2 separate regions of the Homo sapiens genome follow, and region 2 is linked to region 1. A link is a loop called in an ENCODE intact Hi-C map of the cell type or tissue named here. Cell type or tissue: PC-9. All regions are shown on one strand. Each heading gives the region's core, and the rest is flanking DNA. Links, peaks and the distances in the headings are about the cores only.

Region 1 (12,119 bases), core at 1,929-9,928:
CCATAAAGGCAGAGGACAGGAGCCATTCTCTCAGAGGGAAGAGCAGGAAGAACTTGACAAGCTGGGCAAGGAACTCATTCTCCTGCTGGGACAGGCAGCCCTTCCCATTCCTGTCCAGCTGTGTGTGCATTCATTAATTCAGCAAATACTACTGTACCTACTATGTTCCAGACAATGTAGAAATACATAAGTAAATAAAATAGAATTTGATACATGCATTGAATCAATGATTACTAATGTTTCCCATCGCACCCTGTTTTTTTGGTTCTCTCTCCACCATTGTATATTGGGCATGTTGGGTACCTTGTGAGAACTGCACATCACCCATTAATCTTAAACTTGAAGTGGGGTGAAACCATCAAATGAGATTTTACTTTTTCTTTCTGGAGACTGAGTGAGTATATTATATATGTCATATATGGATGTGGGACACTCTCTCTCTCTCTCTCTCTACATACACACACACACACACACACACACACACACACACAGATATACATATTAGCACTAGAATTGTATATGAATGTTAGGCAGCCAAGAGATTAACCGCAGTGGGTGGTTGCTATTTGTTTCTCCATCACCTGTTTCTTCTTCTTTCAGTACCAGACCTAATATTTTGTATGGGATCTACTTCTTCTCAGTCCACACAGTCTAGGTATGGGTCCACTTACAGCTCTAGAAATGAAGTGCATGATGTAGTCCTAAGTCATTCTGATTGCAGTGGTTGATTGAAGGATGGGTATGAATGGAGCAAGTCCAGTTAAAGTGAATCCCAGGATGTGGACCATGTTAGGAAAGACTCTCACTAGTTACTACTAGATTTTAACCTGGCATTAGGTAGCTCATGAGCTTCTGACATCTTGTGAGGATGAAGGAGGAGTCTTTTTGAGAATGAAGCCAATACAGATGAAAAGAGATAAACTGAATCCTGATAACATCATGTGGGTAATAGCATCCTATCATAACTGAATCTAGGTCTACACTTGAATACTTCTCTTTCTGAATCAGTAAGCTGACATTTTAATTACATTCTACTATCTGGTGTTTGATTTTTCAATTACTTAAAAAACAACTTTATGTATGTGCATGTGTTTGTATGTATGTGTACAGAAAAGACAAAGACATGCTACTGGCACTTTTTGAGGGTCAGACTGTGTAGGCTTTAACATTTATTATTCATTTGTTTCTTTATACACACAGATATTATACTTTAAAAATGTCCATACATGAAGCTATTGACAAAGCCTTATGGAGTCTGGAGTAGTTACAGAATTAGAAACACATGATTGATTGACCATAACTAAGAGTGCAGAATGTCGGAATCTATTGGTTCAAGTAAATAAGGAGTCATAAAAAACACTGTAGATAAAAGAGGGCCCCAGGAACTGAATATGTTAAGTAATCTTCTCGTCTGACAAAGTAGCCTGGGAATGTCCAACACAGCAATAAGCTATTATTCAACAGACCCAGTGAGGGACATCAGGAGTTCCTCAATCATACAATGTAGATTTCTTTTCCTCTGGGTTGAGAAGCATTAGCTCCCCATGGGGGAAGACTTTGGACAAAAATTCATGACTGTCAACTCTAGTAAACTTTTTTTGTATCTTCGACTCTTCTAATCATTATAAAATGACCTTACAATGTTTTCTATAATTGAAAAATACTATGTAATTCCCTTTAGAAGAAGGAGCAGTTCTTGGTTTTATTACCCATCTTACCCACAGTTTCTACCATACATAAGTTAGGGTAGTAGGTTACTCTTATAAAAATATTTCCTCAAATTTAGAGGCTCAAAGAACAAGAAGTTAATTTTTCTCTAGAAGTTCAAGATGAGAGGTCAAGGTCTCTGGGATGTACGCAGCCACCCAGATTCCTCTCCTTTTGTGACCACATCATCCTTTAGGGCCTTGCCATCATCTGCATGGTAGAGACTGAGTTACAGACATACCCAGGATCTAGGCTGCAGGAGGAGAGAAGAAGCCAGTTGTCTCAGTTCAAGCTGCTATAACAACAACAACAAAAACAAACTTGGTGGCTTATAAACAACAAACATGTTTCTCACAGTATTGGAGACTGAGACATCCAAGAACAAGGCACTGGCAGATTTGGCCTTTGGCGAGGGCCCTCTTCATGGTTTGCAGATGGCCACCTTCTTGCTGGGTCCTCAGATGGTAGAGAGAAGAACCTCTGGCATCCCTTTCTCCTCTCACAAGGGCACTAATCTTAGAATGAGGGCTCTGCTCTCATGACCTCATCTAATCCTAATTATCTCTCAAAGGCTCCATCTCTTAATACCATCACATTGGGGGTTAGGACTTCACCATATATATTTTGGCTGGATACAATCATTCAGTTCATAATACTCATCCACATCCTGAAGGCCTAGATATAGGAGGGCAGGCACTTTCCATTGGAGAAAACCCAGTTAGAGGATCACTACATGGAGAGGTGGGAAATGTTTCCTAGCCATGAGCCTAGAGGCAGGAGAATAAAATTGGGTGGAAAATAAGTCTCTTCATCTCCTCATACCCCCCTGAAAAGGGTCTTTGGTAAAAAGGGGAAAATAGGCCAGTCGCGGTGGTTCACACCTGTAATCCCAGCACTTTGGGAGGCCAAGGCGGGCGGATCACGAGGTCAGGAGTTTGAGACCAGCCTGACCAACATGGTGAAACCCTGTCTCTACTAAAAATACAAACATTAGCCGGGCATGGTGGCGTGTGCTTGTAATCCCAGCTACTCAGGAGGCTGAGGTAGGAGAATCACTTGAACCCGGGAGGCAGAGGTTGCAGTGAGCCAAGATTGTGCCACTGCACTCCAGTCTGGGCGACAGAGCGAGACTCTGTCTCAAAAAAAAAAAAAAAAAAGGTTTGGGGGATATAGAAAAATCTGTTAGTCTATTACAGCCCCAAAGCTATGATGATAAGAGGAAAGTCAAGTTAGCATGGGAATAATCTACTTGTTTTAGAGACATTACCTTCTATCAGACCTTATAACCATTCTCCAGGTTGAAATGCAATGGAACCCACTGAGTGAGACCAGAATTCTGGAAGATGATCGAAATAAAAGGATAGAACAAGGAGGGAGGGGAGAGAGAATGTATTCCTTGGTGCCCATCCTAGCTTTAGAAATCTTTGTTTATGACTGAAATTCCATTCTTAGTGGTTCATTTCTTTGGTATTCAAATACTCAAACAGCCAGAGTTCCTTAGAGTCTAAATTCCACAAGACAGGGTAATACTTTTAATCTCTTATATCACTGTTTTATACAAATATGCTTATGTCATTGTCAGAAGGATCTGGTATCTGTGGGACTCTGAATAGATGGAAAAGTTCCCTCACAAGTGGTGATGAGAGAAAAGTTACCTCACAAGTGGTGATGAGAGAAAAGTTACCTGACACACTCTGGCTTATTTCACAGGCATGGAGCGCCATCCACTTAGCTGCTGGGGTTTTCCTGAGTTTTATCTTTCCTCTCTACTCATTCTAAGTGTTCTTTCTGGATGAGCTCACTGAATCACATGCCTTTAACCACCTGCTAGCCACAGATAACTCACACATTTATTTCTGTAGCCCTGACCTCTCCTCAGGCTTCCACTCATTTGCTCAGGGACTACCAGATATCTCTACCTGCATGTCCCACGGACACTTCAAACTCACTCTGTCTAACACTCTACTCATCTTTCCCTAAAAGTAAGCTTCCTCCTGGATTGTCTGTTATTTGTTGGTGCCAGCATCCACCCAATTATCTCAACCAGGCACTGGGAAATTACCTTTGAATCAACCATCTTCACCATTTTCTGTTTAATCACTCAGAAAGTCCTATTCATTTTACCTCCTAAATGACCCCAAACGGGGGGTTCTTAATATATTGTTTATGATCCTGTATACAGAAGTGTTGTAACGACTGATTGACAGGTTTCCTCATCCTAGCTTTGCTCCTTCCTCATTGCCCCCACTCCAATACATTTCAGATTGTTGCTAATAAAATACACAGAACTCCAACCCAAGGTTTCTTAATTTATCTTTTATGATCCTGTATACAGAAGTATTATAATAACTGATTGACAGGTCTCCTTGTTCTAGTTTCCTCCTTCCCCACTGCCCCCACCCCACTACATTTTTAGATTGTTGCTAGAAGGACCTACCTGACCATCTAACTTACTTGTGTAATACTTTTCCACAACTCCCAATTACCTGACAAAGTCCTACATGTTCAGAACACAGCCAGGCCTTTCACAGCCTGACTCCTCCTGATTCTTCACATGCATCTCCCAGAGCTCCTTTAACAGCCCTTCTGCACCTTCCCTTCTAGCATTAGCTCCAATTGCCTGAACACATCTTGCTGATCCAGTGTGTGGCTCATGCTTCTTTCTTCCTCCATAGTTTTTATCATGGTGTTGCCTCCTTTTCTTTTATAACTCAGCCTGGGAGCACCTTCTCGGAGGTATCTTTCTTGACTACCTTCTTCCACCTCCTCTACTTGGTTAAAGGCCCCTCTGAGTGCTTCCATAGTCCCCTATACATTCCAGAATTATTTCTCCACTTATGACCTTGTGTTGAAGTCATTTATATTTCTAGCTCACTGGTTAGATTGTCATTTTCTCATAGAAGGAACCATATCTCGGTCTCTTCTTTCCTAAGTGCCTAGATATGGCATATATGATGCCCATGATAAATATTTCTCCCGTTGAATTGGCTTCTTCTGTGAGGAAAGTATGCCCTGTGCAGGACAAATGACAATTATGAGTGAGATTAACAAGAATATCACCAGAAGCCCTGGAAAGTTCAATATCTGCTATCACCTGACCTGTACCTGCTGATATTGCCAAAAAGAAAGGGCTGAAGGAGAGGGTGGGACTTCTCCAGGAATGACTGAAAAATGCACCCCCAACTCAGCCCATTTGGAAGCGAGGTGGTCCAGCTACTTCCTGTTGGCATGTGGTCATGTCAGAGCCTCAGACATGAATTGGGCTTCAGTTTTATTGTTGTTTGTCAGTTGGTTGGTTTTATTTCTTCTTTCTCTTTCATTATTCTTTGTCTAAACAGGAAAATCATCCTCCCAAATTGTTGATTGGCAGATCTTCTATTTGTCAATGTATCTCTAGATCCCCAGATGAAAGAGAAAGGATGGACTACCTTTAGATATTATCAGAGAGCAAAGGAGACACAGCATGAGAGAATGTAGCCAAGAGATAAATAAAAATAAAATGAAAGATAAGCAAGTTTAAGGTTTAAATACTTAATACCTTGTTTTCTGAAAGCCTCAGAAGGAAAAGAAAAGAACAAAATGCCAAGCGTGTTCATTTGGATGGTAATTAAATTGCAGTCCCATTGCTGTGATTAGTATTCCTGTGCTATGCTCACTTTAAGGAAGTGGACAGGTTGGTGTTGGCCCTGAGGGTAATTGTTTCTGGGTCAGGTACTGTTAGCTCCACACTCTATGCCTGTATCTCCCATCACAGGTTGGATGTTATTGGCACCTTCCTGCATTTGCCAGTGCTCTAGGGATACAGATGGAAATGTGTTAGTATAAATCAAAAATATTCATATTGTAAGAATCACTTTAATAGGTGCTTGTAAGGTGAAAATTCTGGTTTTAAATTAAATTTTATTTTATTTATTTATTTTTTTACAAAATAATATATTATTTGGAAGCGAGGTGAATAAATTTGTATGTGGACTATAGGGGCCTTTTAAAAACAAAGAAGCACAGGTCCCTGAACCTTGTGTTTTCAAAATCCAAAGTTGCTGCACTCCGCCAGGGTGGAAAGGTCCTAGTGAGAGGGAATAGCAAGGGTTCTGAAATAAAACCTCCATGGAGGTAGAGAGAGGCTGGGGGCCATGTGCACCTTCGTACTGAAGCAGGTCATCAGGGTGCTCAGATCTCACCTAGGTGAAGCAGGCGGCACTGGGAGACCAGGCTTAGTGTAGGCTGGAATACTCTTCACCTCGAAGAACTCCTGGAGCTAGGTCAGGACTCTAAACTTTCTCCAGTGGCAAAGAAGAGCCCAGTAAGCAAGAACAGCACAATCAGATGCCTCGGCTTTTCCCAGCTGTCATCTCCTGCAGAGGCCTTTGTCTGCTTCCAAAGCTACCAACCCCCGGGGGTGGTGGCTGTAACCTCCTGCTTTTCGTGGGCCTCAGCTCGAAAGTGAGGTTGCCCACTGCACTTTGAGAGGTTTGTGTGGGTGTGTGCATGTATGAGCATGCAAGGAAAGGCTCTAGACTGGAGCTGAGGACAATCTCACAATAGGGAGGTGGCAGTTCCAGCCATTTATTTAGAACATTAAAATTAAATATTGCCATCTTTTTCTCTCTACCCTGGAGAAGTTGCATATATCCATAACATGAATATAAATCGTAGTGAAGTCAGTTAAGTTGCAGATTCAAAAGAGACACCAGTGTTCCTATATTAACTCAGATGTGTTAGAAAGGAAAAAAATGTATCTTCCCGTATTTGTCACCCCCTGGATTGTTTCCATGGTTATCCAATGCTATGAGGAGAGACACTTGGTTTTTACTCCAGGGTTTAGAGGGGTGAGGAGTTCCTTAATGATTAAGCTTAGCATTCTTCCAAATCGGACTATGTCTTCTAGTGACCCCTTTTGGGCTTAGTAAAGTATTTGTCACCTATCCCAGAGTTTCTGTAAAATTGATCAGGAAAGAGGTGATGTTGTTTCACCTGGCTTCCCTGGTGGTAGGAGCACCAGCACTCCAAGTCCTAATTTCAGGAAACTCTTTGGCTCTTTGCCTGTGCTTTTTAAGACCTGGGTGCTTCTGAAGAGAACACCTTCCTTCTTCATTAGGTGGCTCTTGCAGTCTGCCTCATATTCACGCCTCAGGAGTCAGAGAGCTTGACTCATGGGGCAGGGTTCTTAGTCCTTGCCAAGGAGACAGAGACAGCAGCCTTGGGCAAAACTGACATCACATGCATACTTTAAAAGGAAGCAAAAAACACAAGGTTTCTTTACTGAGAGTGTAGAAATCAACAATGACTGTAGCTTCTCTTGAAAGAATCCACTGGTATATTTCACTTCATCCAAAATAGAGCAAAATTCAAGGAGAGGCCACATGAGCTTTGGGTTAGTAAATTGAAAGGTGCCCTTGACAGTTGCCTCGAGTTGGAGTTAGTAACTTTCTCATAATGGTGAGTGGAGTTTTACCTTGCAATAAGTGCCACACATAGCTGACTTGCCTTCAGACATATTTCTTTACAGGCCTCTATCTTTCCCCTCTTTGCCCCGGTGGTATTTCCTGCCCTTTGGCTGTTTTACACAGGCATGGGCAATACCAAGTAATTACTAATAGGAGATTTGCCCTCTGAGCTGTCTTGAAAGTGCCCAGCTCTTAGCTACTGGACAGACCCTTTGGTAGAAGGCCATTTTGTATGTGCTTCTGGGAAGATTAGAAAGCTGAGATGGGTGGAGAGGTAGACATCAAGGCCAGCGCTTTCAAGATTCAGTTGGAGCCTCTATAAAATAGAAATTGAGGGAGACTCCTTAGCCTATAAATGTGAAGAAAGAGGAGAAAGAGATGAGCAGTGTTTTGTCCTGGGTGTGCACCCTGTGGAGATTTTGTATAGGAACTTAGGCCCCTTGGTTCCCTACCTGGTTTTAAAAGCATTGCAGTTACTTGGCAAGTTACCATCAGAGAACATCATAGAATTGTCTGCTATTTATGTTGAAGATATTACATGCAGGAGACATTTATTCTGAAAAAATGCCTTTTGAGAATCAGAAAAAACAAGGGCATTTAGCAGTTTTGACAAGAATTCTAGCTCACATAGTGATTTTTGGCTTGGTCATTGATAATCATTAACCATGGTTTTGCACCATTTACCCATTCAGAGCACAAAGCTCTTAGGTAGAGAGTCAATAATCAACGTTGAAATTGAAACATGTTCTGTTACCTTAATTCAAGGAGACAGAAAATAATTTTCAGAATTTCTGGCTTGAGAATAAATTCACAGGCCCCTAAATCTTCTCTCCTCTAAGGAAAAAGCACTGACTGGTCAAGGTTCTTCTTGGGGACCACCAGATTCCCCAGGCCTGCAATTTTCTCTAGTCCATCAATATTGCCTACATCCTTGGCAAAAATATGGTATTTGGTGTTTCAGATCCCATTCTAAGTTATCTTCTCTGCTTTTCTAAATGAGTGCTTCTCATTCTTCTAGTCTTTATTTCTTTAGTGTCAGTTGAGTCATCCTGGAGGCCGTGGATCTTGATCTCCATGAACTGTGAATAGAAACATTTCCCTGCTGATGATAAACTTCCTCATTTGATACTGTGGTCTGAATGTTTGTGTCCCCCACAAATTCATATATTAACAGGCAGGAACTTTGCAAGGTGATTTGATCATGAGGGCAGAGTTCTCTCATGAATGGGATTAGTGCCCTTATAAAAGAGGTCTGAGGGAGCTTATTTGCCCCTTCTACCAGTTGAGGTCACATAGAAAGCAGTATCTATAAGGAACTGGCCCTCACCAGCCACTAAATCTGGTGGTGCCTTGAATTTGGACTTTCCAGCCTCCAGAACTGTGAGCAATAAATTTCTATTGTTTATATGTTATCCAGTGTTAAATATTTTGTTAAAGCACCCCAAACTGACTAAGACATTTTATCTTCAGCCAAGGTGGCCTGGATCTTTCAATTACGTGTGTGTGTGTGTGTGTGTGTGTGTGTGTAGTGGCATGATCTCAGTTTACTGCAACCTCTGCCTCCCCAGCTCAAGTGATCCCCCCACCTCAGCTTCCAAATAGCTGGGACCACAGGCATGCACCAGCATGCACCACTATGCTCAGATAATTTTTGTATTTTTAGTAGAGATGGGGCATTGCCAGGTTGCCCCACCCAGCTGGTCTCAAACTCCTGAGCTCAAGCGATCTGCCTGTCTTGGCCTCTGAAGGTGCTGGGATTACAGGCATGAGCCACTATGCCCAGACTCAATTTTCTATATTAGACCCTACAGGAAGATGCTCCAGGACTGGCTTGGATGATTAGCCCATCAGTCATCAGCATGGATCCAAGGACCTCAGCTCTCTCCTTCAACTAGGTATCCATTACAAGACACTCTTAAACATGGAGGACTATCTCTGGGGCTCAGATTTACAGTGTGCATAACGTACAGGCCATGAAACTAATAATTTAATGCTCAGATGGAGTGAACAAAGGAAGAAAACATAGGCAGTGCTTGTTATTAATTCTGTATCATCAGTACTTTAGTAAAGTCAAGGTGAACTTTCTTCATTCACAGATTGTAAGATGCTTTCATGTCATTATGTGTAACTATAGCACATTTATTTTTATGCTATATAATCTATCACAAATATCATGATGTATTCATTCTCTAGTCATATGGATATTGTGTTGCTATGAAGATTCTTGTACATGACTCCCAGTGTACCACATGTAAGTTTCTCCAAGTCTGGTGTATACACCTAAAGCTTTTTGCAGTCTCTGTTTTTAGAAGGAAGAGAGCTATAGCAGGCCACAGCTTGCAGAGCTTAATTAATGATATCTCTGGGTTATAATAGCCCCTGACTAACCCTTGGAATAAAATTTACTTTTCTTAAGCAAATCCTGACTTTCTATTTTTATGAGAATTTTCTATACTTTCTGACAGTAGTCAAAAGCTAAAATTCACACTGAAAATGGTTTCTTATCTTATGGGATGAACCCACATGATATTCCCCCATGTAAAGACTGGTTTCTGCATGACTCTTTCAATTTGAATTGTTTCAGGGAAAGGAATGGTCTTGTCTGACTTGCTTTTTAATATGCCTAATAGAATACAATCACAATGAATTCATCCTCCTCAGTTGTCCACATGTATATCATCTTCCCAGAGATAACTATTGTGACAAACCTTGGCATTCTTTCAGCTTTTTGAGATATTAGCTCTATTTAATTTTAAGTGGTATTATTCCCTATTCTGCAGAGCCGCTCAGATAAAGCTCAATAGGTGTTCTCTTCATCACAGAACAACTCTTTTGGGCTTGGTGGTTTACATGAGTCTGGAGAAACCCCAGTTGAGAGCAGGGAGGAGAAAGTAGCTGAACCGGATACCAAGATAAGAAAACTGGACCAGCTTCCAATCCCATCCAAAATGATGTATTCACAATACAAATTTATGGAACCTCAGCAGAGTCACGAATCATACTCAAGCCAAAAGCACTGGTTAAGGTGTCATTTAAAATTTCTTGCCAGTCATGATGGCTCATGCCTGCAATTCCAACAATTTGGGAGGCTGAGATGGGGGGACTGCTTGAGTCCAGGAGTTTGAGACCAGCCTGGGCAACATGGCGAAACTCCATCTCTACAAAAAATCCAAGAATTATCCAGGCATGGTGGCACATGCCTGTAATCCTAGCTACTTAGGAGGCCAAGGTGGGAGGATTGCTTGAGCCAGGAGTTTGAGGTTGCAGTGAACTATGATCCCATGATCACGCCACTGCACTCCAGCCTGGGTGACAGAGCAAGTTCCTGTTTAAAAAAAAAAAATCCCACTCCACTGCTCATTCTGCTAATTAAGAACTTACTACTGATGCTGAGTAAATACTACCTAATACAGCTTGATTCTTCCCAAACAGGACCATCCATGTTACTCAATATTTCAATAGTAGTAATCAAGCCTTATTCTTCTTAGCTTATAATGGAAATCATAGAAACTAACTCTTGAGAATTGGGTAAGATTGTCTTTGTATTGGACTCTTTGTTTGGTGTTATTCAGTGAAACATCCACAAAATTTCTTCCTTAATGGAGAAATGTTACTAGATTCATAGATACTAGATCAGAGGATTTCCTAAAATTGCTGCTGGAAACCAGAAGATTGTTAAAGAGCAAAGATAAAAACTTAGAATAAAGTAATAAGATAGTTTCTAGATTCAAGTAGTTTGCTTTGTGTAATGGACCAAATGTTTGTATCACCCCAAAATTTATATGTTGAAGCCCTAATCTCCAATGTACCGGTATTTGGAGATGGGGTCATGAAGGTCAGTCCCTCATGGTGAGATTAGTGTGTTTATAATAAGAGACACCAGAAAACTTTCCAGTTTTGTCTCTACCATGTGAACAAACAGTGAGAAGACAGCCAGCCTCAGCCAGGAAGGGAACCCTGACCAGGAACTGAATCAGCTGGCATCTTGATCTTGGATTTCCCAGCCTCCAGAACTGTGAGAAATAAATGTCTATTCTTTAAGCCACCCAGTGTATGGTAATTTGTTATGGCAGCCCAACCAGACAAATACACTTTGGTTTGTTTTTCAGTCTTTCCATCAAGGCCAAATATTAGTTTGAGGTAAATTCCAAGTTGTGAAGACTGATTCATTTAATAGAGCTGCCAGGGCTCTTGTAAACCTGAATGTTCCTGCTATCTCTGACAGTATAACTGTTTAGACATTGCCTTTAAGGGGATCATGTTCAAAATCTCAATATGGGAAACATATTTTGTGACTGGAAAATAGTGTCTCAAAGACTATAAAAAGTATTATTTAAAAACTTGTATATGTGGCATGGCAAATTAACCAATCTCACATAGTCTAAGATATGCAAAGGAAAATGTAGCTACTTAGCATTCCCTAAGGTATCTGATCTCGTTTGTGAGTGCTACCCACTCAATCATGGGAAAATAAAGATAAAATAAATTGATTTAAATTATTATTTTGAGATGTCTTAATCTTTTGGTGAAAACATAGTCATGTGGATTTCCTTTCTCTTGTCTTGCCTTGCTCTTGTGTGGTACATGAATATAGGTATCACTGAGTGGTGGGAAAAGGGGAGTCAGAACTATACAATATCCTCTGCATGCTTGCTGAGGTCTTTCCTGTGGAGGACATGATTCTTGTATTGATGCTTGCTATGATAACCAACCAACCAGAACCAGGCTTGTTCTTGTCTTAGCATTAAACACTTTGCATACCAGGAAATACTTCAGACCTGGGAAAACTTAGTTGGTCACCGAAATTGACTGTTGAGGGGCATATAGTCATATCTAACCTTTTGGGACAACATAAAAGACCACTGAATTAAGTCCTGGCTATTTGCTTCTAGTCATGATGTCCCTGCAATATATGAGCCTCTTGGTTCTGAGCTCAGGCATCTTTCAGTCCACTGACCCTTTTGG
Region 2 (12,119 bases), core at 2,690-10,689, 82 kb after region 1:
TTGTTGAGAGCCTGTTCTTAGTTCTTTTTAAATCATGTACACACTGCAAGAGCTGGACACCTCTGCCTACTGAAGGCTGAAGGAATGTTCCTTGAAGCCAAGTCTAGACAGAATTCCAAAGCAGGGGAATTGGTGGGGACCAGGGAAATTGCCACACCGTCCATGCCAACTTTCTGTCCTGCAATTTTACCATTTTTGTGTTTCTGGATGTTAGCCAAAATGAGATGCCTTTTGTGCCAAGAATGACCATAACAAGCAGGTTGAGGTTTCCACTGGAGGTTAATTTAAATGTTCCACCTTCCTTCAGCTCCCAATTTAAAGTGCATTATGTTTCCCAAGGCAACCCCAAGATTTTCCAGGCCTCTGGTTTACTGAGGGGAGAAGCAAGGAAAAGCCAAACTATTCTCTGTCATTTCTCAATTTATAGCCACCTGTAATCAATCATCAGATGAATGGGGATTTACAAAAACAATTGAATTAGGAAAGTACTAATCCCAACTGTCAATGGGATGAGTAAAACCCCAAACTGAAGCGAAGGAGACAGGCATGATCTTTCTGGCTCACTTTCTGCTGATGCCTGATGCGGCTCCACAACCTGAGGCTGAGCCTGCCCCAAGCCACACAGCTGGCACCCCATGAAAACCTGGCATCCCAAGCCCTCATGTGGTTTGTGACCTTTTGTTTTAAACTGCCTGCTCCACCCATTTCAAACTCCAGGTCCTGAAGAAAACATTCTCTGAGCATCTGATGGTTTCTTATTCAGAATCTACTCTCTGTCTCCCTCATCCTACACATCCATTAGCCACGAAGTCCCACTGATTTTACTTCCTGTCCCATTCATATGCACACCCACTGCCACTGCACTGATGCAGGTCCTGCCATCCCTCACCTTGCTGGGACCATCTGCCCGCCCTCAACATGTTCTCTACAGCAGCCCCGCTGTCAGCTCCATTCTCCACATGGCAACCAGCACCACAGGTCAGCCATAAGAATCTGACCTTGCTCTTTCCTGCCTAACATTCTAAGCTTTGATCACCAGACTGCTCATGGTTCACTTACCACCACCCTGCACACACACACACCTGCTGGATCATGACTTTGCCCTTCCTTTGGCCACTCCCCAGGCATTCCCAGGCTTCACTTGGATAATATTCACTTCCCAAGATGTGGATAAGGTTGCATCTCTTAGAAACCTTCTCAAACGCATCACCCTGGTTCAAACATATCTTCTTACTCTGCTCATAATTTCCCATGTAATTTTGAAATTATTTGATGACATCTCCTTCCTAAGCTCTCAGATCCTAGACAGTGGGATTGCCCCTTCCTGACCCCATACTTGGAACACAATAGGTATTCAAGAAATCTGTGTTGAATGGGAGTGATAAGCCTCACTTCTCCCTAAAATCAGTTTTCTTGGTATTGATCTCTTGACTTGCTTCATTTCCTGTCTTGACAATGGTGTAGACTGTTTCCTCTAAGGGTGCTTGCCCTGGTGTATTCATAAGCAACCTGCTCAATGCTCACCAGCTACTCCTCGGAAATCTCTCAGTGGTCCTGGAGTCCATCCCTGGGATCTCTCAGTGGCCTCTCTGTAGTTTTAAGAAGAATTTTCAATGAGGACTTAATTCCGGAATGATTTTGAAAGTAGGTGTGGGCAGTGGCTCACACCTGTAATCCCAGCACTCTGAGAGACTGAGGTGGGCAGAACACCTGAGGCCAGGAGGTTGAGACCAACCGGGTCAACATGATGAAACCCCCGTTTGTACTAAAAATACAAAAATAAATTAGCCTGGCATGGTGGCACATGCCTGTGGTCCCAGCTACTCAGGAGGCTGAGGCTGGAGGATCACTTGAACCTGGGAGGTGGAGGTTGCAGTGAGCCGAGATTGCACCACTGCACTCCAGCTTGGGCGACAGAGTAAGACTCTGAAAAAAAAAAAGGAGCTAGGTGTGTTGAACTGAGTACATAATCACTACTACATTAAAAAACTGCTCCAGAATAAAGCCAGAGGAACAAGGATGACATGAAAAATGTTGTAGTCCTATGGCACTTTGTAGCTACAAAGGTTTGTCTTATTTGGGAAAATTTAGTAGCTCTTGTGCCCAGCAGTCATAAATTAGTATCTTTTCTGAGTGCTGGCTTATTGTTACATCAACTAGGGAGCTTTTAGCTGATGCCCAGGTACAATCTCAAAGGTTCTGATTTAATCAGCCTAGGTAAAGCCTAGAGTATTGGTGTCTTCTAGAAAGCCCCCAAGGGATATTTTGAGCATCCAGAATTAGGAAAGGTTGCTCTACAATGAGCTTCTCCTCATTGGTGGTGACACCCCTGACTCTGTCTTCCCAGCCAAAGCAAGTTCCTTTTCACTGCGCCCCTAATGACTGTGGACTTTACAAAAGCTTAGGTGATCTCTCTTGAGAATAGCTTCCAGTGATTCTTCAACTTGGGATTTCACTATGCAGAAAATGTGTTGAAAAGAGAAAAAGAAAACACTGCAAAGGGATCACATTTATGATTCTGTAACAGGTAATTTAAGCAGTGGTACACATACATGTGTAAATATATACCCAATGCAAATATAACATGTTATACACCTGTCTCTGTGGAATGCAGTGTGGCACAACAGAGACTGCTGTACTGTGAGCTGCCGAAGTGACACACTTTGAACTTTATGTCTTACTTAGGAAAGCCTGGAGATCGATCTTCATAAATTTAGGTGAGAGGACGTCTGTAGATTGAGGGCCCTGCCTGAAGGACAGGCTCTTCCATTATGCACAGCTTTTTTTTTTTCTCATTTTAAAGTATTCTTCTTGTCTTCCTGAAGCAAGACCAACCATCACTGAGGAGATGAAAAGACTTGACAAACATCAGCCTTGGGACTAAAACTTAAAAAAAAATCAGTCTTTCAATTCTTTCATGCCTGGTACATCGATGGACAAATTCACAATTTCTATGCTTGAATTTCTGTTGATCCTTAAATAACATCCACCTTGAGAAAGAGGCCAACAGAGAGTAAGCCAGGGTGTTAGAGACGTACTTCCTATTCATTAGGAGACTGTAGATTATATGACTTCGTGTTTGCAAAGCAAGTAAAATAGTGCCTCGCATGTACTTATAACACTATACAAGTGTTAAACAAAAACAGGATAAATGTAGTAGAATGCTGCTACTTTTGCTTCCTTATATCATTTCTTCTGGGTAACAGCCCACTCCCCAATCAATGAGATTCCAGTGGGGCCAGAAATTCTAAAGTCCGCTACCCGAAACTTTCCTGGAGAGAGCAAGGCCTCCAGTAGCAGGATCATGGTGGGACTTTTACCTTTCCAGAACATCTGCTTCCTTCATCCTTCCTCCATTAAAAAATTTAACAATTACATTTGACAACTGCTTTGGCATAAAGATAAATAAAAATTCAAGCTGAATTTATTATTATATATTTGTTACTATATCAATTTTTTCTTTTGACTTTAAAGGAAACTTAAAACATTTTCATGGGTCCCTAAAAGTACCATGGGCCCCAAGCACAGTGCTTCATGGGTAAGTTGGCCCCATCCAACAGTCCCATTGAACAGGCCTTGACTTTGCCAGCTCTTTTCCTTTCCAGAACAAGATGGGAGTGTTTTATTTTGTTTTGTTTTGTTTTTGAGATTTGGGAGAAGGCAGATTTCATGAGCAATTGTAATTCAAATTCAAAGCACTCAACAAGTTCTTATTAAGCATCATTATGTTTGTGTGTGTGCATGCATTACTCATTATACTTACACACATACACACACACGCATGGACATACAGATGCATGAACACATGTGCAAACAGGCATGCACATGCACACACACACGCACGGACACACACACACGCACACACACATTCTTAAATTGGTCTTGGATGGTAGGAGTTTGCAATCTGGTTGATACGTCCATAATTTATCCATATCCCAAATGTTTTCCTACAAAGAGCCAGACATTAAATGAATTCTAGTCCAAGGCTATGTAATTACAGTTCTTCAATTGTAAGCAACTAAGTTAGACTCTGCCTAACTTAGTTGTTTTTTTTTTTTGTAAGGAATTTGGTGGAAAGATACTGGAGAACTCTCAAAATGAAGAAAAAGCATCATTATCATTTTTCTTAAAGATGCTATATTGTGTTTTGTAAGCCAGAGTGAGAAATTTGGATTTAATTACAATGTGAAAGGAAGCCATTGGATGGATTTAAAGGAGGGTAGTGGTGTGATCTGATTTATATTTGCAAATAATGTTTCCAGCTGCTGTATGGAGAATAGCTTGTAGATGTGTTGGAAGAAATCAGGATGATAAGTGAGGAGATATTTCATGGACCGGAGAAAAGATGGGGCCCTTGCTAGTGGGAAAATGTGCATATGGAGAGGCATAGACAGAGGCACAACATATTTTTAAGGTTAAGGAAGTCATCAAGGGATAACTCTTAGGTTTTTGGCTCCTTGGCTTTGCATTTGACCAACTAGGTATATAGTCATGCTACTTACTAAGAAAAAATTAAAAAACTGGAAAAGAAACATGTTTAAGAGTGGCATCAAAATTCTTGCTGTGGCAGTTTCAGTTATCAGCCATATATCCATGTGGAGATGACAGACAAGTCGGGAGTGGTCTCTGAATTTGGAGTTTCAGGGAGGGATCAGGGCTGGGGATATCTACTTTCAATGTTTATATAAAAATGATATTTAACATGATGAGTCTGAAAACATTACTCAGTTAAAGATGCTGATAGAGGAGAAGAGCGTTGGCTGAAGCTCTGAGGTGGCACTTCAACATTTAAGGTCAATTAGAGGAGGGTAGATGAGTGGGGAGTGTGGTGTCACAGAAACTCAGAGAAGGAGTGTCACACAAAGATGTATAACATCCTGCTGAGATATAAAGTGAAGAGAGAGGACACTATGGATTTGGTGGCATAAGCGTTCTTGGTGACTAGAGATATAGGGGGAATAGAAGTCTTGTTGGAATGAGTTGTGGGAAGAATAAGAAAGAGTCTACTAAGAAAAATGGGGACTGAGAATGGGATGTTAACTGGAGGGAATGTCTGAATTCAGGCTGCTAGAATAAGCTACCATAGATGGTGGCTTATAAACAGTAGAAACTGATTTATCATAGTTTTGGAGTCTGAAAGTCCAACATCAGGATGCTGGCATGGTCCAGTTCTGGTGAGGGCCCTGCAGACTGTGGGTTTCTTTTGTATCTTCAACTGCTGTTACTAGGGTGAGAGAGATCTCTGGGGTCTTTTTCTTTATAAGGGCACTAATCTGATGCATAAGGGCTCCACCCTCATGACAATTACTTCCTAACAACTCCATCTTCTAATACCATCACATTGGTGGTGAGGATTTAAATGTATACATTTTCGGAGGACACAAACATTTAGGACCTAACAGGGATGTAGCCTCCAGGCAAGAATCATTTAAAGTTGCATGTTTGTCTGCTGACAGCAGGAATACAGTATACAGAAAGAATCTGATGATTTAGCCAAGGCAGGAGCCAAGTCTTTGAAAAGACAAGAGTGCATGAGAGCTGGGTGCAAAATTGGAACAGTCACCTTCTCATTAGACTGCGAACTTTTTTTTGTTTGTTTATTTTGAGAGTCTTGCTTTGTTGCCAAGGCTGGAGTGCGGTGGTATAATCTCGGCTCACTATAACCTCTGCCTCTTGGATGCAAGCGATTCTCCTGCCTCAGCCTCCTGAGTAGCTGGGACTACAGGCACACACCATTATGCTTGGCTAATTTTTGTATTATTAGTACAGATGGGGTTTTGCCACATTGTTCAGGCTGGTCTCAAACGCCCAACCTCAAGTGATCTGCCTGCCTTGGCCTCCCAAAGTGCTGGGATTACAGGCATGAACCACTGTGCCCGGTGGAGAATGCGAACTTTATCCTTTATCAAGAGATAGAGGACAGAGAACAAGCAGGTCAGTAAATATGGTGGAGAAGAGGTGAAAAAGCTCCTGGCTGATTGCTTACTTTCTCAGCAATGAGGCACAGCCATCAGCCGAGGGTGAGAGTTGCAAGGATGTAGAAGATAGGACAGAAGGGTGAGAAATCGTTGCTTGGGAGAGCCTAAACATGAAGAGGAAAGGGAAACCCAAGGAGGGCTGCCTGGCATGATTGAGTGTCCATTTTAGATTTAACAATATGAAATTTAGAAGACCAGTCAGCATAGTTGGGTTTTTGTCCAGCAATGTTTAGCTGCACTGGGGCAAAAGTCTTGGCCGCTATTATGAATGATAATACTAGCTGGCATGTATTTAATGCTTATTAGGTGTCAGACACTTTCTGAAGCACTTTAGAAGTCTTATTTGTTTCTTACAACTGCTTTATGATGTATGTGCTATTATTATAGGTGAGGAAAATGAAATAGGGACAGCTTGAAAGGGCTGGGGCCTGTTGCAGATCCTGGCAATTAGACTCAAAAGACCACATAATTCACGCCTTATGGGCTGTTACTAGGACAGATGAGTCAATGGTATATAAAGCATCTAGCACAGTGCCCTGCCCATAGGAGGCATTCAATGAAAATGCCTCCTATGGGCATTCATAAATACTGCTATTTATGAATAGCAATAATTAGGAAATGATATTATCTACCACATAGAGTTTTTATAAAGTTTAAGAAAGATGAAATCCGTGAAATTCTGAGCTTAGCACCTGGAACTTAATAAATGTCGGTGCGTTTCTTTTCTGTACTTCTCCCACCAACCTACGTAATATTCTGACATCTAAGTCCTTAGTCATTTATGATTGCTGAGAACTGTGTTGCCATGGGAGACCACTAGGTGGCGCCACCAAAGAGCAAGCTTGTTCCATTTACCTTCAGATTTAACTCAGATACAGGTGGGCGAGCAGAAGCTGGACCTTGACAACCAAAAGAAGAATTGTCATAAATAAATAAACAGATGGATAGAGAGAGGGATAGGGTTGCATTTAAAGCATATATTTGGGTAAGCAAATAAAACAAAGAGCATGTATATCCAAAGAGACTCTGTTAATTAGATAGGCAGGCGACAAGGGCCAATGCAAATTTCCTGTGCTTGCAAGCTAAATAAAACAGAAATCTTGCCTACTTTCTCAAAACCAAGCTATACTCCCAAACTGTTAAATCCATGCATCAGACAAAATTTCTAACGGTGGCATGGGCATATGTCTCTCTATTTCCTTTTCCTGCCTCCAGCACAGGTAATGGAGACTTCAGCCCAGCCCACCCTATAATTTGATAGCTATCTCTCTCTAGCTGCCAACCCCATCCAAGATCAACAAATGAAAACACCTAGTGTTCCAAGCAATGCTGCCTCATCCGGAGACAATCCCAGGTATCCTTCTTTGTGCAACACTTACATTCCAGGAGGTTCTCTCTGAATGACAAAGGTCAGAAACAGAAAAGCATGCTTTTCTTATCTCTCTTTTCCTAGGAGCAGTGATATAATGCGATTGAAATCTCTTGCCTGTTTATTGTATCATCATCCATAGCTGTATGGCTCTACGATATTCTGGAAAAGGTATAGATACAGTTAAAATAAAAATCCATCCCACCACATTATCATGGCCTTGGGGTACATTTTCCAAGATCCACCCTCCCCATCCCTAGGCATCTTTCTATTGCTTCCTGGATCGCCCCACTAAGGACATATGTATCTGCTTGTAGCCAGTGCAACTGAGCTCCCCAAACACAGATTCCCATGAAAACTGAACAAAAGAGGAGGGAGAGGCAGAGCATGTTAAATGTCTCATTAGGCCTTCTGTCTGATTCTCATTAGATTCGCTGACTGCTTCTCATTAGGCCCATTGCCTCAACTTCTTTCAGGCCCTGAATATGTAGGCCAGTGCTTATTGTCATGGTTGGTCGAGAAGATCCATTTCATTTATTCATAAATTGAATGTGGCTTCTGAAAAGTCCCAGGCATTTCTTTTGGCAAAGTGAAGGCAGGCGTATTGTTGTTATTTGCTATTTTTTGAGCAATCCTAAGCAGGGTGGGCAGAAGAAATAATTTAAAAGACCCAGCACGAAAATTTCAAACACTGCTGCAGAACTGGAGCACTGGGAGACACATTGTTGCAGCCAAGAGGCCAGCATCATATGCAGACATCTGCAATGGGACATCATGGGCACAATCACAAATACCACCAGGTTCAGAGAGGAACTGCTATGGCTCTAACAAGATGCCCACTGGGCAGGCTATGGAAGACAAGAGCTATCAGGGACATCAGTAAGTTGCAACTCCTGTCCTCCCTGCTGTTTGAAAACATGTACCCAGTGTTTTGAATTAAGAACCAAATAATCACATAGAAAAGTTACTGTACAGTAAAATATTCTACAAATTATGGGTATAATACATTACCCTTGTGGAAAAAAAAAAATAACTGGCATCTCAATATTCTTCTCATTGAAACAAGTAACTGATCCCTTCCCCTGGGAAGAAAGCTCCCAAGATATGGCAGGAAGTTAATGGAACTTAGAGACAATATGTTTATTGTGACATCGGTGGACTTGGCCCTGAAGAATCACACAAAATACATATCTGCAATGGAAAAAGTAAACATTGATGAGCATTTGCCCAAAAAATGGCAAGCAACTGCGTACTTCCTATGCTGTCTCTTTGCCATTGTTTGCTGTCTTTGCTTGAGTTTCTCTCCTGGGTGCATGTGATGTGCGCCTAACATGACTTTCAGAGTCATCTGGTGCCTAGAATCAGAGAGATGATTTTCATAAGGAATTATTTTTTTAATTTTCCCGGACAGTAAAGTTTGAGTGAGGAGATTTAGTACCCTTTAGAAAGCCAGTGTTTCCCCCTCAGCTGAAGGTATGCTCTGTGTTTGATACAGACCTATCGAAGCAAGTCAGGCTGCCCAAGAAACACTTTTCTGAAATTGAATGTTAATATTAGATTGGAAACTTTCTTCCTGCCCCATCCCCCCACCCATGAGGGATAAAAGAGGTGTCTCCATATAAAGTCTTCTCCATCAGGAAGAAATGCGGGTATTCCCCAAGGAAGGAGAAGGGCCATGACTCACTGAGGAGGTCCAGGGTGTGGTTTCTTTCAGACAAGCTCCAGCTGTTCCAAAAGCTGGAAAGACATGGCAACTTCTCCTTTGTGGGTTTTGTTCAAGTTTGCAATGTCCCATTTTGAGGTAGCACTGGAATCCTCTTTTTACTCTGTGCTGTGGGAAGAATTTCCATGTGGGTACATGACTGTTATCAATGAGGTTACCTATGTTTAGGTTTGTTGCCTTTATATCAGGCTATGTGGTCAGCCTTATAAGGACCTATGTGAAGATCAGGGCATAGAACTTGCTGTTAGGAAAGGGCATGGTCATTCCAAAGATGCTTCTATGCTGATTTCCCTCACCCCCAATACTGACTTCTAAGCCAGTTTCCCCATCCTTGGTGACTAGCCCTCAACCTTGTGTAAGTACTCCCATTTTGGGGAACTTGACCTCCGAGCATTCCAGGAAATGTGTATCCCAGACTGCAACGTTCATTCACAACATTCCCAAACAAAACTTGTTTTTCTCCCAGTTGGCTTGCAGAATATACTGTTTTGTGAAGCCCTCCTAAGATGTATTGATAAATATCTGAAAGAGACATGCTTATTGATGTCTGTGAGACATGACTGTGGAGATGACATAAAAATTTTGGCTCCAAAGCTTTTCAGTAAAAAGCCCAGTTCAGAGACAGGCTGTAACAATGGGCTGAAAATGATCTTGGCCTTTCAAGCGCTTTATCCTATCCAAAGTTTCAGCAAGAGAACCTGATCTCCCAGAAAGTATTGCTTTTATTGCCAACCATAGAGAATCACTGACAAAACTAATTAAAGAATTTGAACCTCATTTCCTCTTTCATTAGCTGACCCTCAACCAGGGGCTGGACTCCAAACAAAGGCACTCTGAGCCAACAAGATATAGAATGTGAGCCTCTCACCAGAGTAAAGAGGGCTGCATGCTCTCATTCTCCTCTTTGAAAGAGCTACTTGAGTGCAAAATACCTTGCCCTTTTTTTTATAATGGAAAAAGCTTTGGGTTGCCATCAGAAATAATGAAGTTTGAAGTTCCTGAAAGTTATTCATTTATTGGACTTGACTTTCCACCCTTCCCTTGAATTCCAGGAGCCAGGTCAAGACAGTGAGTTCTCATGGAAAATTAAGTACTTTTGCAAAGGTGCTTAAAGAAATATGCTTGTTTCAGGTTTCAGGCTCTCAAGGGGATGGTGGTCATTGATTTCCAGGCTTAAGACAACGATAAAGACTTCCAGATATGAATGAGCTTATATGGAATTCAGCCAGTCTACCTGAAAGGCCTGTTGTAAAATACTTGGTTCTGTCTTGGATACTCACCCTTCTCCTTCTTGACTTTTTTTCTTCCGCATTTTAAGATTGCATCATTTGGCAGTCATTGCAATGATTACATAGAATGGCATTTATTGATTGAATACCTTGGCAGATTGAAGAATAACTATCTGAAGATTGTGAAATGATTTCTGTAAGTTACATGATTATCCACTGAAGTGATGGGCTCTATCACAACATATATCTTTGTTAGTTGGTTATGAAGCTGACATAAATTTAAAGAAGAAGGGCCTCAGAGAGGTTTCTGGAAAAAATTTTCATTTTATTAATATGGAAAAATCTTAAGCTTAGAGATTCAGTTTTTTTTTTAAATTGAGTGGAAACAAATCCTATTTTATTTTAAAAATATATTTTATTTCCATTTTAACTTTGATGACAATAAAACACAGATTTTGATAGAAGAGTCATCATTCAAAAACAAAGGATGGGTCTCCTTTCTCAAGTGGCACCCTGACTACTTAATATTACACTACTGATTGGTCTGCATGATCCTGTTTGATCAAGTGAGATGGCCCTCACTGAACAGGCTTTTCCAAAAGCATTTTACAACAAGTCGAGGCCTCCTTAATCCAGAGTAAAGCTAGGGATATACAAGAGTGGCAAAATGTAAACAAGGGGAGACCCAAGAATATACTCAGCACGGGAGCTCATGACTTCCTCTCTGACTCTGGCCAAGAGTATTGTTCCTGCTGTGTGCACGCCTTAGAATATCACCCAGGGAACCGGATGCAATGCTTTGGCACTTCATCTAATTTCTCTGCTCTGGAGACCTAGTCACCAATGCCAGATAGATTCCCTTGCAAGTGATCAAATACTTACTTGACTTTGAACTTTTGGTGAAAGATTTAATGTGGGATAATCAATGAGTGAAACTACACTATGCAATCCCACAAATATGCAAAAAACAAGAAAAAGAAAGGGGAAATTAACATTCTTGGATTATTTGACCATGAAAGCATGGAATTTGCTTTAAGTAAAAGCTTCTATGACAATGGAATCTTGAAGGAATTACAACTGAAATCCAAAAAAAAAAAAAAAAAAAAGAATTAAATGGTCTTATGTATTTTTTTTAAATCGTTGTGTTCAATTGTGCTATGTAGAATCCACAGTTTTCTCTTCCCTTAACAAAATCTTGGGTGTATTCCATAACTTCCTGGTCACATTTGGTAATTAAAACTTAGTGTGGCTTAATTTAAACCCTTAATTGCATATCCAATTTAAAGCTAGAGCTGTGACTCTGGCTGCTTAGAAAGAGGGTGGGGGGCAAAATCTGGCTGTGGAGCAATGCTATCCTCCCCCTCCCGTAGACCCAGCTTTTCTGGGGAGCCTGAAGGAGGGCTGGGGGATGCACAGAAATCCTTTCTTAAATGGCCACTTGCCTGTGGGAGGGAGGCGCCCCTGGGCACTGTTCTGATTCTTCCTGGTTCCATTTTCCTCTAGGAGTTTCCATGCAAGTGCTGTATGTGTTTTTAAGCTTTCTTCCACCCCACGCTCCTGAACGCAGCCTTGTCTGCCATCAGCCCTGGGAGGGCATCTCAGGTCTCCACTCGGTGGAGCCTGGAGGAACCTCCTGGCTCCAGCACCTCCTCTCACATCCGGGTTTCTTTTAGTGGGGCCAATGAAAGGTCACAGTCTGATTTCATGTCCTCTCAGCACAGAAGAAAACTAGGTGGGTTGGGGATCACCCTCTCTTTCCCCGGGAATTGCTACCACAGTCCCTCCAAGTCAACACTCATGCCTTGGGAAATTCCTAGACT

What was found. Peaks named below come from ENCODE experiments on the same cell type or tissue, not always from the same donor. Only the 100,000 strongest peaks of a DNase experiment are listed, where the experiment ranks them.
Region 2: it touches region 1 in a loop (8-fold over the local background); 3 of 110 quality-filtered maps call a loop at or near these places.

The regions. Positions count from the first base shown.
Region 1 is chr7:40,915,615-40,927,733 of GRCh38, forward strand. It overlaps a transcript of SUGCT not described here. Among named protein-coding and RNA genes, the nearest start is that of LINC01450, 58 kb to the right of the region's middle. In PC-9, for the core only: no CTCF peak of the experiment used is centred there; DNase peaks (open chromatin) are centred at 3,267 and 6,877; H3K4me3 peaks cover 1,011 bases; H3K27ac peaks cover 4,751 bases.
Region 2 is chr7:40,996,439-41,008,557 of GRCh38, forward strand. It overlaps a transcript of SUGCT not described here. Among named protein-coding and RNA genes, the nearest start is that of LINC01450, 23 kb to the left of the region's middle. RefSeq lists an enhancer at 9,774-10,973. In PC-9, for the core only: CTCF peaks have their summits at 6,788 (motif pointing right) and 6,989; DNase peaks (open chromatin) are centred at 7,313 and 10,403; H3K27ac peaks cover 3,890 bases.